2 separate regions of the Homo sapiens genome follow, and region 1 is linked to region 2. A link is a loop called in an ENCODE intact Hi-C map of the cell type or tissue named here. Cell type or tissue: PC-9. All regions are shown on one strand. Links, peaks and the distances in the headings refer to the core of each region. The heading gives the core; the rest is flanking DNA.

The links. Hi-C counts contacts between places; a loop is a spot of excess contacts. Peaks named below come from ENCODE experiments on the same cell type or tissue, not always from the same donor. Only the 100,000 strongest peaks of a DNase experiment are listed, where the experiment ranks them.
Region 1: a loop joins it to region 2, with 5 times the contacts of the local background. A loop is called at or near these places in 4 of 110 quality-filtered maps.

The regions. Positions count from the first base shown.
Region 1 is chr2:31,522,391-31,525,308 of GRCh38, reverse strand. It overlaps SRD5A2 (steroid 5 alpha-reductase 2), which reads left to right. Exons shown (of 5, transcript NM_000348.4): 5 at 1-2,829. Among named protein-coding and RNA genes, the nearest start is that of SRD5A2, 57 kb to the left of the region's middle. In PC-9, for the core only: CTCF peaks have their summits at 1,052 and 1,254 (motif pointing right); no DNase peak of the experiment used is centred there.
Region 2 is chr2:31,332,512-31,335,429 of GRCh38, reverse strand. It overlaps XDH (xanthine dehydrogenase), which reads left to right. Exons shown (of 36, transcript NM_000379.4): 36 at 1-1,109. Among named protein-coding and RNA genes, the nearest start is that of XDH, 81 kb to the left of the region's middle. In PC-9, for the core only: a CTCF peak has its summit at 1,654 (motif pointing right); DNase peaks (open chromatin) are centred at 899 and 1,719.

The DNA of each region.
Region 1 (2,918 bases), core at 148-2,647, 190 kb before region 2:
GAATTAATGATGAGGTTACATGCTGCTTGCCTCCACCAGATGTCCACAACAATATGAAGTACAGCAGAAGCCCCAAGCAACTTTCCTTTCCTGGAGCTTCTTCCTTGTAGTTCTCAGGACCTGTTCAAGAAGGTGTCTCCTAGGGGCAGCCTGAATGCCTCCCTCAAAGGACCTGCAGGCAGAGACTGAAAATTGCAGACAGAGGGGCACGTCTGGGCAGAAAACCTGTTTTGTTTGGCTCAGACATATAGTTTTTTTTTTTTTTACAAAGTTTCAAAAACTTAAAAATCAGGAGATTCCTTCATAAAACTCTAGCATTCTAGTTTCATTTAAAAAGTTGGAGGATCTGAACATACAGAGCCCACATTTCCACACCAGAACTGGAACTACGTAGCTAGTAAGCATTTGAGTTTGCAAACTCTTGTGAAGGGGTCACCCCAGCATGAGTGCTGAGATATGGACTCTCTAAGGAAGGGGCCGAACGCTTGTAATTGGAATACATGGAAATATTTGTCTTCTCAGGCCTATGTTTGCGGAATGCATTGTCAATATTTAGCAAACTGTTTTGACAAATGAGCACCAGTGGTACTAAGCACAGAAACTCACTATATAAGTCACATAGGAAACTTGAAAGGTCTGAGGATGATGTAGATTACTGAAAAATGCAAATTGCAATCATATAAATAAGTGTTTTTGTTGTTCATTAAATACCTTTAAATCATGGATGTTAAGCAGTTTTGTTTGAATTAAAATATCCTGGGACTTCTGGAGATTTTCACAAGGTATTGGGGTGTGCTTCCCTGTCCCGCCTGTCCCTCATTCCCATTCACCCTGTCTGTAGTGTCGTTTCCTTTCTTCTCTTCTCTCTTCATGAAATTAGGGGCTGTGTGCTGGAAATAAAGAAGTATGACTTATACAGCCTCTCAGCCACAATTCAGAACTACAAGGAAGTACAATAAAGGTGCAGGAAAACGTCATGAGGTTAGATGCCACTCCTGGTGCTGAGGAATACACAGGGGGAATGAACACACTTGGTGAAGTAAATCTTCAGGTGTAGCTTGAGCTCTGTGACATAAAAGACTTCCAGTTCTCTCCATGACATTGAAAACTACCTTGCTTAAGTCCTTTATTTTACTACCATGTAAAACATCCAGGCCGGTCCTTGAGATGAAATAAATATACAATAAATGGCAGTACTCAGTCTCAGGACAAAACCGCCATTTGGCAATTTCACTTTTTGCCACAAGAGGGCGCTTTCTAAAATAGTATTTAGTCCAACCTTGACTTAATTAGGTCCAACCCCAGTCCTGTTGCCTGATCGTGGACCTTTCAAGTTAGCATGATCGTGGAACTTCTTAATCTGAATATAGGGTAGAGTAGCGTGAACTCTATGAAAGCTGAAACCTTCCCTTGATAATTCAGGTATTCTCAGTGTTCTAGGGCTGTTGTGTTCAATGACAGTTTGTCATTGTTTAGGGCTAGGATATGTATGTGGATTAAATACAGTAAAGGTCTGAACATGTGCTCATCTCTAAACATATTTCTTCCCACTTTTAAAAATAGGGTGCAACAAAATTATAGTTAATTGAGGTTTCCATGGACTGTTTTTTGGCTAAAATAATCTAACAGTGTCCTAGCTCACAAGATACTCTATCTTGGTCTTGCTGAAGCTTTCACGGAAGAGGCGTTTTCCTGCCAACCTTGAAGAAAATGTTGAGTTTTGTTTGTTTTTCAGAATTTAGACTTAAAGAGCTGAAGCAGACCTCAGACATCAGCTATTCCTACCACTTCACATTATAGGTAGTGACACTGAGACCCACAGAGTTAAAAGGCCTCCTCACAGCTGGTACAGAGCTGGTCAGAGCAGCCATCTCATTTTGTCCCTTTGAGGGTCAGATGTATGCTTCTTCTGCTTAAGGCACAGCCTTTAGGGCTGCCATCTGGATTTCTACAGAGCTCATGCAGGAGAAAAATAGCCAGAGCTTAAGTGCTGTTGCATAGTTCAGTTTATACACCTATTGTCCCATGCCTGTTTGTGTGTGAGGCTTCCCTCGCTCCGTGGGAGCACCAGGCTCATGCCCTTTCATAAACCTATTTGACAGAATAGAGAGTTTTCCCTCATTGGTGTAGTCAAGACAACATGTGTGTTCAGCATGGAAAAAAGGTTTCAGGTCATAAACCCCCTTATCCCTAATGCTTACTTTCATAAAGAACAACAGTGGCTCCACTGTATTCTAAAAGGAAAAAGGAGCTCTAATGAGAAATACGCAATTAAACAGCTATTTAGGCGGCTTAGACCCTTTCAGGAACAAATAAATAAATCCGTGGTTTTACAACCCTGAAGTTTGATAATAGCTCTCTTGGATTTTTGTGGTTACCTCATGGCAATCTCACTAAGAAGCAGGGGAGCAAGCTCTTGGCACATGAAGGAATAGGCTCATGAAGATTCATTTCTTTTCCCGCTTGGCCTTTTGGTTCTCTAATAAGCTGTGAGCTGAGGTCCATGCAGGGAAAACAAGGAGGGTAACGGCAAATGTAAAGTGAATTTTTCTGGAGAAGGATGCTGATTATTTTATAGCATCTACACTATCCTATGATGAAAGAGGCATAGAGCCGGGTGGCAATGTGAGTTCTTGGGTGATTTAATAAGCCATCGAGTGGATTTAATTTCTAAGTAAGACATTTGTTTATTCTTTGTACAAGTCCATGGAGTTGTGATCTTAAAGAGTTCTGTGTTATTTGCATTGTGCCTCATTTCTCCCCATCAACCTTAGCTTGAGATTTGGATGAATAAAATAAATAACTGGAGAAGGTTAAAGTATGCACCAAGCTGTGTTAGTTTCTTTAGTCCTGTCTTTTTGGGTTGAGGGTTTGGTTTTGCTCAATGCAGTAACAATCTAGATTCTTTATTGGAGGGA
Region 2 (2,918 bases), core at 167-2,666:
ATTGGAAAGAATAAAGAATGAAACAAATTCAAGGTTAATTGGATCTGATTTTGTGAAGCTGCATAAAGCAAGATTACTCTATAATACAAAAATCCAACCAACTCAATTATTGAGCACGTACAATGTTCTAGATTTCTTTCCCTTCCTCTTTGAAGAGAATATTTGTATTCCAAATACTCTTTGAGTATTTACAAAAAAGATTATGTTTAATCTTTACATTTGAAGCCAAAGTAATTTCCACCTAGAAATGATGCTATCAGTCCTGGCATGGTGGCTCACCCCTATAATCCCAGCACTTTGGGAGGCTAAGGCAGGAGAATTGCTTGAGCCCAGCAGTTTGAGACCAGCCTGGGCAACATAGAGAGCTCCTGTCTTTAAAAAAAATTTTTTTAATTAGTTGGTCTTGATAGTGCATGCCTGTAGTCCCAACTACTTGAAAGGCTGAGGTGGAGAGATCATTTGAGCTCAGGAGGTTGAGGCTGCAGTGAGCTATGATTGCGCCACTGCACTCCTGCCTGAGCGACTGAGCAAGATCTTGTCTCTGAAGAAAAAAAAAGAAATAAAAATGCTGCTATCAAAATCAAGCCCAACCAGAGGTAGAAGAGCCAAGAAGCCTGGGTTCTCATCCTAGCTCTGTCTCTTCTGTCTCTATCTTTGTGATCTTGGACTGTCAATTCCCCTTCCTGTGATCCATTTTACTGCAAACATAAGGGTTGCAGTAAAGGGTTGTCTCACGTCTTCTGCTTTAAAAGCCTATAAATATATGACCTGAAAACTCCAGTTACATAAAGGATCTGCAGCTATCTAAGGCTTGGTTTTCTTACTGTCATATGATACCTGGGTCTAATGAACTCTGCTGAGATCACCTCAAGTTTCTGCGGTTGGTAAAGAGAACAAGGGAAGAACAAACATCCCTTTTATTGCTCCAAATGGTGATTTAATCCCTACATGGTGCTGGGTGGACAATGTGTCACTGTCACATGCCTTCACTGTATAAATCCAACCTTCTGCCAGAGAGAATCTGTGGTTCTGGCCATGGAGGGAGGATAGTGGAAATGATATAGTTGGACTGGTGCTTGATGTCACTAATAAATGAAACTGTCAGCTGGTTGGCGTGTGAAAAATGCTTATTAATTATCATCACACCAAATGCTAGTATCTTCAGTATCTTGGCCAGCCTTCATTTCTTGAAAACACACACACACACACACACACACACTTTCTTACAAAAATCCCTCTCCAGAGTATCCTAGATATGCTGGCTGTTGTACAGCATGGTCAAGGTAGAAGAGCTTTAAAAACTAAACGAGTGTTTACACTGAGATCCAGGTCCATTTCAGATGATTTTCTGGGATGTTCTGGGACAGGGCCTGAGACCTGTCACTTGTTTTTAGTGAAGCTCTTGGGGTGAAGCAGTGACACAGAATTCCCTTGTGTGCTTAGGTACCAAGGTGAGAGTAGAGTGGTCATGAAAATCCAACAAGAAAGTGCTTTGTGAACTAGAAATCACTGTGCTATTCAGAGGCATCGTCCGTCTGAGACACCTTGCCTTGCCCTGTTGTCTTAAAGTGCTTCCAGTCTATACAGTGAGATGTCTTGGTCTTTTTTGGTGTTGCACAAGGAATGCAGTCAACACTGCCTGCGGTATCGCCTGGAACCTGCAGAGGGCAGTAGAAGATTGAACAAGGGGCAATATTGTCCAGGTGGCCCAGCAGCATCGCATTTGTTAACCATTAGGTACTGATTTAGGTAGGATCTCTGCATAGACCAGATGTCCTCGGAGGCTTCCCCAAGAGCTGAATTCAAAGCTGACTTAGGGTTTTAGAATGACAAAAGTCTCAAAGGAGCTCTCCAAAGACATGGGTCAGCCGTGGGAGTCTGAGCTCCAGATGAATGGCTAGCAAGGGGAAGGCAATTCTTATTTTCAGAGTATCTGCAACTTGCCAGGTGACAAGGTGAATGCTTTACCTACAGGGTCTCATTTAATCCTCCCAGTGGTTTTACGAGGTAGGTCCTTTAACCCCTATAACCACATGAAGGAGAAGCCCTACCCCTGACCATGCTGAGGGCTTACTCAGAGACATTTACTCCTAAGTGCCCACCACAACCAGCGGGCAGCTCCCTTACAGGCCAGGAAACCTGGTGTGTATTGGGAGTCACCTGCCTGTCAGAGTGGACAGTTGCTAGCCAGGCTCACGGAGGTGGATGGAGGCACCAGGATGCCCACCGTTTCATTTATAGGCAGGCTGAGGATTCTCTTGCTGGCACGGCCAGGGTACTGAGTTGTCATCAGGGCAGCTGATGAGACTCCCCTTACTCCAGAGCTAGGTGGCTGGGAGGCTGGGACAGGAGGGCAGGACAGAGGTTGTAGGAGGAACTCTGGGCAAGGGATAAGGACAGAAATAGTCTTAGCTGATTGATTTATGACTGAGAACATCCCCGAACCCATGGTATTTTTATCTTTTGCGGAGGGGGAGCCTGGAAACCTGTCCATTTGCTGCCTATTTTGGATCGTGGGACAAGATGATTCCTGACATACAGCTTCCTTAAACATGAGGTCACCCTGGTGCCCCCCAGGCCCAGGAGCCTGCCCTTTTGTTTTGTTTCTATCCTGAACTGGGGGAGTACGTGTTCCTAAGGCAGGAGACAGATCCTGTGACAATCTTGTCACCTGAAACAAATCAACCTATTGATGGAAGTGGAAATGTCAGGCACTGCCCAAAGGGATTCTGGCGTCATCTCTGTCCTTGAACTGTCCTGCTCTGGCTTGCACAACCCCCCAGGCCACCTCAGCATCCCAGAACTGGAAAGACCATCAAGTTCAATCTCTCTATTTTAGAGAGGAGAAACATAAGCCCACAGAGAGAAACTGACTCGCTCAGGGTCCTACGGCCCTTTAGTAGCACAGTCAGACTGAC